3 separate regions of the Homo sapiens genome follow, and regions 1 and 3 are each linked to region 2. A link is a contact called in ENCODE Hi-C or POLR2A ChIA-PET data. All regions are on one chromosome and are shown on one strand. Each heading gives the region's core, a stretch centred on a gene start or an enhancer-like site at or near the end of the contact. The rest is flanking DNA. Distances are from core to core; before and after follow the strand shown. Region 1 holds the start of SURF1 (SURF1 cytochrome c oxidase assembly factor). Region 2 holds the start of WDR5 (WD repeat domain 5). Region 3 holds the start of STKLD1 (serine/threonine kinase like domain containing 1).

Region 1 (2,700 bases), core at 165-2,664, 780 kb after region 2:
GACCTGCCTTCAAGCACGCTCCATCTGGGGCAAGGCGGGCATGCACTCAGATGGCGATGCACTGATGGGGGTCCACTGGGACTTACATTTACACAGAGCTCGCTGGTACCGCCGGCCCTGGGTGTGCCTCAGCACGTGTTCTGGGCACTTGTTGATGTGCCGCAGGGTGAGTTTGCAGAACAACTGGTGCCTACAGAGCAGAGAGACCAAATTTGTAGGGACAGTTCACAGCAAGGATTCAGACTGGTGGCTGTGTCTTGGACTCATCCCTGGACAGTCTACCATGCGGCTTGGACATCGGGCTTTTAAAGGCTCCCGGAGCAATTCCACTCTGAAGCTGGGTGGGGAACCGTCTGACCCAGGCCGACTGCAGCCTCTTAATGTTTACCGGAAAAGCACGCATGGCAGCCTCACTGACTGCTCCAGGATGAGTTCATGCAAGAGGATGGCTCCACCTGGAGCAAGGGCTCAATGAATGGAAACATCCTATCTCTGTTTTGACGATTATTACAAAGCCTAGCTCCCAGCTAAATCAAAGACCCCTTCTGGGGTTAAGGGAAGAACCCAACGCTGTTCACAACCTCAGGTGACAAATCACAAGCCTCTACTCATCTGGGAAGCAGCCACACCCCACAGGACAAACCTCAGGTGAGCAAACGAGCTCACCAAGAGGCCTCGCCGCTGGGACCGCAGGTGATTCCAGCACCCGGGCGCCCACCTGGGTCCCAGGGCTCCCAACTCTGAAAGAGTAGGGGCTGCAGCACTGGCGGAGTCCAGCGGAGGGGCTGTCCTAATTGCCCTGGGCCTCCCCGCGCCGCCGCGGACCACCTACGGGTTCTTGGTGCTGGGCACGATGTGCGGCTCGAACTCTGCATAGTCGAAGGCCGGGGAGGCGCGGACCAGCCGCTGGTACTTTTTGCCGCGGGTGTAGACCTGGAGCTCCGGCAGGCGGCAGGGCAGCTCGTGACCTGTCAGGATGCACCTCACCTGCGGACGCGTGGGCGGGCAGGACGTCAGGAGGGCCAGGGCTCCGCTCCCTGGTGCCCCCTCCTGCCGCGCCCCCTTCCCTCTCCTCCCCTGATCCCGCCGCGCCCTCTCCCCTGCCCTCCCCTCTCTCCTGCTCTCCCCTCTCCCCTCTCCCCTGCCCTCTCCTCTCCCCTGCCCTCCCCTCAGCCCCTCATCCCAACTGCGCCCTTCTCCGCCACTCCGTTCCCCTCCCGCGCTGCGAACCTTGCGGGCGTCCGTCTGGAGCCGCAGGCTCGGGTGCTCCCGCAGAAACGCCCGCACGTCGCCCGGCAACTCGCTCATGGCCGACGCGCCCGCGGAGCAGCCCGGCGGAAGCCGCTCGCAGAACCTGGAGCCGGGGGCGGGGCTCTGGGCGGGACTCAGCGGCGCCCCGGATGCAGATGCTTCCTGCGTCCCGGAAGCGCCCGCGGGGCCGGGTGCGATGGCGGCGGTGGCTGCGTTGCAGCTGGGGCTGCGGGCGGCGGGGCTGGGACGGGTGAGCGCCGGGTGCGGGGTGCGGGGTGCGGGGCGCGGGGAGGGGTCCCGGAGCTCAGCCCGCCCGTCCGTGTCCGCAGGCCCCGGCCAGCGCCGCCTGGAGGAGCGTCCTCAGGGTCTCCCCGCGCCCAGGTGAGGGCTGCAGGCCGGGCTGTGATCCAGGCGCCTGGGCAGAGCCACCTGCTGTCTGCCCTGCACTTTGAAGGGTTGTCGTGGGGATTGAAATGAACCAACTGCCGGCTGAGCGGAGGCTCCCTGGGAGTGACAAGTTCCGTATTAAAATGCTTTCAGTGGAATTGTGGTCGTGTGCCGGGCATGTAGCGAGCGCTTTGTCCTCACAACGCGAGAGGTAGCTCCTTGGTCGTTCCCCTGTTACAGAGAAGGCTCGAGAGTTACTTCCGAACGTCCCATCCAGCTAATGGGTGGCCAGCCCAGGCTGAAAGCCCAGGGCTCTGAAAGTAAAGCGTATCTAACCACCGCGGCTTACGTGTTCCTCTCAGTGTGCAGCACAGGGCTGTTTTGCCGTGTGTAGAGTGCTGTGCAAGCCTGCCCCAGGCCTGCCTTTTTATAAAAAAAAAAAAAAAAATAGTATCCGCAAGGCCCCTGGTGCTTTTCAGCGGATGGAACTCATCCTCTGAGAGCTTAAAGGCACTTTCTGTGTACATTCTTCCCTCTTTACATTTACGATGAGTTGTAAAAATGGAAAGCTGTTAAGAGAGCTCTGTGAGCCATTACTGAATTGATATATTTTTCTACATAACACAACAACCACTAGTGCCTGACTAAGCTACTTAGTAACTGTAGCTGCTTATTTTTTATTTTTTGAGACAGTTTCGCTCTTGTTGCCCAGGCTGGAGTGCAGTGGCGCAATCTCGGCTTACAGCAACCACCTCCTCCCAGGTTCAAGCGATTCTCCTGCCTCAGCCTCCCGAGTAGCTGGGATTACAGAAGCACCATCGTGCTCAGCTAATTTTTGCATTTTTTTGTAGAGATGGGGTTTCTGCATGTTGGTCAGGCTGGTCTCGAACTCCTGATCTCGTGATCCGCCCGCCTTGGCCTCCCAAAGTGCTGGGATTACAGGCGTGAGCCACCGTGCCCGGCCAACTGTAGCTGCTTATTAAATGCATTTTGAATGGATGAATGGTGCATCTTAGTGCAGTGGAATACATCTAGATTCTTGAGTAAAAAGGCATGAGTTAC
Region 2 (2,727 bases), core at 10-2,509:
AGGAAGGTTGGAGACTTGATCTTGAGGAAAGCGGGGGCCAAGGTTACGGGAACGGTGATGAATTGGCGGCCCCTAGACCAGATGCTGCCTGGCTCCTCCTAGCAGCCACTGCTTTTCATCCAGGTAAGCCTGACCACCTGAAGCCGAGCAACCAAACCTCAGTGTGCCCTCCTGGACTGCATGCCACAGGCCGATTCCTGAGTCCCTCAGTCCCTGAGGTGGAGCCCAGGAATCTGCCTGTGACATGCAGTCAGAAAAGCATACTGTGTGCAAAGACAGGAATTAATCTGCATCTTAAACACCAGCCGGGTGGCCGGCCCAACAGAGGTGGGGACCTGGCTCTCCCTATCTGAGATCCTGGACAGGCTCCCCGCCTGGGTCCTTCGCTTTCCTGTCTTCCCCACCGGCTAGGACAGCACCTGCCCAGGTCACAGATTAAACTAGCATTTGAGGAGATGGGTAAACGGACCGGGGTGAGTGGAAACTTGCAAGCGAGACAGCAGGGAGTGTCGTTAGCGATGTAACAGGCCGACCTCTGTTTGGTCCGGGAACGTAACCGCTCAAAATGGCTCTCGCAGACCGGCCAGGACAGGTCTGCGGCCCCGCGCGAGGAGGCACGGTGGGCCTACCGTTCAGGACCGAGGACCCGCACCCCAGGACCCCACCTAGCGAGCTGCAGCCTGGCTGCCTCGGGTTGGGGTGAGCGGCGGGAGCGGGCTGGGGGCGTTTCTACGAGGAGGGGAAGCGCACCTCGTCCAGGGACTGAGTGGCTTGGTGGGTCTGGGGTCCTTCCCTGAAGGGGCAGTGGAGGGAGAGGGGCGATGTGAGGCCGGGCACGCTGCCTGCGGGAAAGAGGACCCAGTGCCGGCGCTCTGGCCTTGTCAGCGGTCCGCCGGGGAGGCGGAGGTGGGGGCGCGAGTGGGGGCGGACCGGGTGGAGGGAACTGCGCGCGCGGCCGTCCACCGAGGGGCCGGGGCGGGGGTCCCGGGCGGGGCCGCTGCAGCGGGAGCAGCGCCCGGGGCTGGGCCTGGCCCGAGGCCCGGCGGGGAACACGTGCGGCGGCCGGGTGCGGTTTGGAAGCTTCTGGCGCCGCCCCGCTGCCCGCCTTGTGTTCCCCGGGCCGGGCGGCTGCCCGCTTACCTGCCGGGCCGCGGCGGCGGGGCCGGGCGCTCGGGGCGTCGCGTCGGCCGCCGCCTGGGCGGGAGCGCGGACTCAGCTCGACAAGGCGGCAGCTCGGGCGGGCGCCAGGCGGCGGGGGCGCAGTGCGCGTGCGCGAGGGGAGGGGGCGGTGTCCGGGGGGCGGGGCGAGCTCACAAAGCCGGCCTCTCGGAGGAGCGCTACGGGCAGCGACAGCGGCCAGAATGCCTCGGGCCGGCCCAACGCTTTAAAGGGACAGCACGGGGCGCGCGCTTCCCGCTTAAAAGCTTTAATCCCCGAATTTGACTGGTGCAGGCCCTTCTAATGCACTTCCTAAAAACTGAAGTATAATAATACATACAGGAAAGTGCTAGTGTGCCCTCGCGTTTCCACAGACAGCACGCCCTGTACACAGACACCAGCGGCCCTCCGGGACCTGCGCAGGTGGCGTCGCCCGGCGTTGTCTCCGGAGTCGATTCGGGCCGGGGCACCTCCCCGGGCGACCAGGCCCCTTCTTGATCATCGCTGGTACGGATGAGAGCGGCAGTGGGCATTTGGAAAGCACCTGGGGCCGCGCCCGGGCGCAGTGCCCCCATGTGGCCTCCCACCCCGGGCGGGCAGGACGATTCCTGCCCATCTGGAAGACCAGGAACCTGCGCGTTCACAGGGTTCGGAAGCCCGGGCTGCGCCTTCCCGCGGGGCCGGCTGCCGGGCTGGGGGCTCTTCCCGCCTCTGCATGCACAGAGCCCGCGGTGCACGAACCTGCTCCCCGCCAGCCCCGCGGACTGGCAGGGCCGCTCTGGAGTCACCCGCGCCCGCTCCGCAGTGCGCAAACTCACTTCGCAGCGGGCTCTCCCGGGGCCAGCCCTTCCCTCCTGGGCGGGCATTTTCACCTCCAGGTACAAGGGGGTGGTCCCCAGAGGAGGACTCAGGGGCTTAAGGAGAAGCTGAGGCCCGGTCCTCTGGCCTCAACGACTGCACATTCTCGCCGCCTGCTTCACTTCTTAGAGCCTTGGAGGTAGGCATGGCCTCCCTATCCCCTCAGCTAGGCCTGTGGGTAGAATAACATACAGTCCCTTATTCTCCAATTAAAAATGGGAACACAGAATATGACACAGGAACCCATGCAAACAAAGGGATAGAGCATTTGAAATAAAAATGCCAAGGAGGGTGAGGTGAGCGGTTGTCAGAGAGGTGGAACCGGAAGACTGGCAGTTGGTCTGGAGTCCCCTTCCCAGGAAGGACACAGAGAAGGCAAGGTCCCTGTCTGGTCCTTCAGGGCTCCATATGGATTTGTGTGCCCAAGAGGCCGGATCCCTTGGGCCAGGTGCCCTGGAGCATGGAGTGGTGACAGTCACAGGTTAGCAAACCCAGTTCGGATGAAGAAGCGCATCTTTATCTCCGTCCACCTGGCCGCCTGGGCCGGAATCCCGAGCCCGTGACACGCTGCTCTCCTTCCACCCCACCTCAGCTCTCAGATCGTCCACTTCTCTCCCTCCCCACCCCAGCCCTACCTCCCACCTGGGTCTTTTCTAAACCTCCAAACAGAGAAACTCCTAAAAATCCAGCTCTGATCTGTCACTCCCCAGT
Region 3 (2,700 bases), core at 179-2,678, 760 kb after region 2:
ACACTAAGTGTAATGTGCTTGAATCATCCCAAAACCATCCTCCCGCCTCCATCTGTGGAAAAATTGTCTTCCACAAAACTGGTCCCTTGTGCCAAAAAGGTTGGGGACTGCTATTTTTTTTTTTCTTTCTGAGACAGAGTTTTGCTCTTGTTGCCCAGGCTGGAGTCCAATGGCGCTATCTTGGCTCACCACAACCTCTGCCTCCTGGGTTCAAGCGATTCTCCAGCCTCAGCCTCCCGAGTAGCTGTGATTACAGGCATGCGCCACCACACCTGGCTAATTTTGTATTTTTAGTAGAGACAGTTTCTCCATGTTGGTCAGGCTGGTCTTGAACTCCCGATCTCAGGTGATCCGCCCGCCTTGGCCTCCCAAAGTGTTGGGGATTACAGGCGTGAGCCACCGAGCCCGGCCAGGGACTGCTGTTCTAAGCCACAGCGGGCTGAGGGCAGAGCTGGTGTGAGAGCGTTCAAGCTTAGGCAGCAAATTAAACAGTAAAATGGAGCCGTATCTCGAATCAAGTCTATTTTTTTTTCCAAAAGCAGGTATATTCCTGAAACGTCTATTTTTTTTTAATCTGAAAAACAACTTTACTTTAAAAATTATCTGGCCACCAGAAGCTCATCTGCTTCACCTCTGGCAACGCCCTATAGTCCTCTCACACAAAGACAATTCTTCCAAAGTGACAAAAATCTAACCCGCAAACTGTTTCCAAGCGAATGCATTTTTCACAAATGCTGAATCTAACATTTAATAAAGTGTATATATCATGTATAGAAGCATTTAATTAAACATTTACTTTTATTTTGCAGCTTTCCTTTTGTGTTTTGTGAATTTTTTAGGTCTCAAACATTTTCACAGACCCACGCTGCAGGGGTGTTTTTAGGGGACTGGGGGCTCCCAATTATGTACTCGGGATGTTCCCGGGGGTCCTGCCTCGGTGGACCCAAGCGCACAGACCCCAGGCACGAAGGATAGAGGAGCTGCCCCACGCCCTCAAATACTCAGCCAGGGCTGGAGAATCCTTAGTCAATTCACAAAGGGGGAAACTGAGTGGCAAAGGGCACCCAGGAGGTCACCGTTGGAGGCCCCCCGGGTTCAACCTAGGAGCTGCAGGCCGACACTGGCCAGGGCGCGGGCCCCTCGCCGCCCTCGGTCGGAACCGCCGGCCGTAGCTCCAGGGTTGCGACCGTTACCCCACGGAGCTCCCGCCTCCCCGCAGGGAACACTCGGCACCTGGTACTTCTCCATGGGCTCTCCGGGGGACCCTGGGCCTCGCTCCCCCTGCGTGGGGCGCCTGCGATTGGACCCTGGCCCAAGCATGATCAGTAGCGACCGCGTACGGGCGAGCGTCCACCCCTGGCCCCACCCCGCGTGGGTCAGTGGGACCCGCGGGATCCTCCCCGCCCGAACGGCGCCCTCGAGGCACTCAGGCGTCCCTCCCGCGCGCTGGCCCCAGACCCCCAGGTCCCCGCCCCCTTAAAAGGGACGCGTTCCGCCGGGCCGGGAGGGACCGCAGGGCCTGCGCGCGGCGGGCGGGGCCTCCAGCGTGAGAGGCGTGGCGTCGAGCGCGGCGGGCGTGGCTTCGAGCGGATGGGTCGGGAGGCTGGGGATGGCGCGTGGCCCCTTTAAGACGCACCGGGGCGGGCCCGGGCGGCGCGCGGCCCCTTTAAGGCTTGGCCTACGTGGCAGCCGCTGGAGCCGCAGCCGACGCGGAGCGAGGCCGGCCGCCGGGCACTTCCTGTGGAGGCCGCAGCGGGTGCGGGCGCCGACGGGCGAGAGCCAGCGAGCGAGCGAGCGAGCCGAGCCGAGCCTCCCGCCGTCGCCATGGGCCAGAACGACCTGATGGGCACGGCCGAGGACTTCGCCGACCAGGTGCGGCCTGCGGGCTCCTCCCCCGGCCCCGGTCCCGACCCAGGCCGCCCGGGCCGCTCCGGAGTCGGCCTCCCAGCGCAGGGCGCCAGGCCCGGGCCGCCCCCTGACTCCTTGTTCCCACAGGGGGACCCCCCCGCCCGGGCCCTCTGTCCCGGCTGGACAGCCCCAAACCCGGCCTCCGGGCCCAGTCTCCCCTGCCCGCTGGGCCGCTCCCGGAGCCCGGGCCTCGGCGCCCTGCCTGGCTAGCCGCCCCCACCCTCCAGCCAGCCCGGGGCGCGGGCTGTGGGGGTTTCTTCCCGGGCCGGCGGCGCGAGTCCTGGCGTTGGGTCGGGTCTGAGGCTCGCGGGGAGCGCCTCGGCGTTTGGAGCTGCTGGGGGGTCCCCGCACGTTTTTCCTCTCACTGGGGCTCCCGGAGGCGGGCTGGGAGCTCGGGGACGAACGGGGGCCGGGGGTCCTCCCAGAGGAAAGGGGGCGCGCTGGCGTGCGCCCCAGCTACAGGAAGCCACAGCACCTTTTCCTTTTCTCTTTCCCAGATGTGCTGGACTCTTGGGGTCCCTTTGACCCTGTCTGCGTCTCCCTCCCCGTTTGGACTCTGCCCTGGGCTGGATTGAGTGGGGACCTGTACACAGCCTGGGAGGAGGGGAAGCCTATCTCCCTGATAGTCTCCTTCCAGAAGTGTCCAGGTGGCATTCTGAGCAACAGGGAAGCCTTTGAAACAGGCGGTTGGGTAACTGTTGAGAGCATTCGGGAACTGGGTGGACAGGATCCGATCCTACAAAGTGAAGGGACACAACTCCCTTCCCTCTTTCTTGATTAAGCTTGACAGAA

The links. A loop is a pair of places that touch in the nucleus more often than their neighbours do. ChIA-PET counts read pairs that join two places held with the same protein, here RNA polymerase II (POLR2A). Pooled maps may share reads with other maps.
Region 1: a pooled map shows a loop between it and region 2 (4-fold over the local background). The contact joins the promoter of SURF1 here to the promoter of WDR5 in region 2. A Hi-C loop is called at or near these places in 1 of 168 maps with a recorded cell type or tissue (CD8-positive, alpha-beta T cell), 2 of 37 single-sample maps with no recorded cell type and 11 of 50 pooled maps. POLR2A ChIA-PET finds 5 or more read pairs at or near these places in 1 of 52 experiments (activated CD4-positive, alpha-beta T cell).
Region 3: a map of head of caudate nucleus shows a loop between it and region 2 (8-fold over the local background). The contact joins the promoter of STKLD1 here to the promoter of WDR5 in region 2. A Hi-C loop is called at or near these places in 1 of 168 maps with a recorded cell type or tissue (head of caudate nucleus), 1 of 37 single-sample maps with no recorded cell type and 15 of 50 pooled maps. POLR2A ChIA-PET finds 5 or more read pairs at or near these places in 1 of 52 experiments (activated CD4-positive, alpha-beta T cell).

Annotation. Positions count from the first base shown.
Region 1 is chr9:133,355,201-133,357,900 of GRCh38, reverse strand. It overlaps SURF1 (SURF1 cytochrome c oxidase assembly factor), which reads left to right and starts at 1,414. Exons shown (of 9, transcript NM_003172.4): 1 at 1,414-1,501; 2 at 1,581-1,632. The coding sequence starts at 1,448. SURF2 (surfeit 2) reads right to left here and starts at 1,351. Exons shown (of 6, transcript NM_017503.5): 1 at 1,231-1,351; 2 at 833-987; 3 at 87-190. The coding sequence starts at 1,308. RefSeq lists silencers at 1,183-1,252, 1,493-1,612.
Region 2 is chr9:134,134,614-134,137,340 of GRCh38, reverse strand. WDR5 (WD repeat domain 5) reads right to left here and starts at 1,259. Exons shown (of 14, transcript NM_017588.3): 1 at 1,141-1,259. WDR5-DT (WDR5 divergent transcript) reads left to right here and starts at 1,359. Exons shown (of 2, transcript NR_186420.1): 1 at 1,359-2,155. RefSeq lists enhancers at 278-1,202, 2,109-2,218 and silencers at 1,129-1,308, 1,749-1,918.
Region 3 is chr9:133,375,094-133,377,793 of GRCh38, reverse strand. It overlaps STKLD1 (serine/threonine kinase like domain containing 1), which reads right to left and starts at 1,428. Exons shown (of 18, transcript NM_153710.5): 1 at 1,234-1,428. The coding sequence starts at 1,320. It overlaps SURF4 (surfeit 4), which reads left to right and starts at 1,734. Exons shown (of 6, transcript NM_033161.4): 1 at 1,734-1,872. The coding sequence starts at 1,825. RefSeq lists silencers at 1,190-1,689, 1,780-2,019, 2,030-2,309.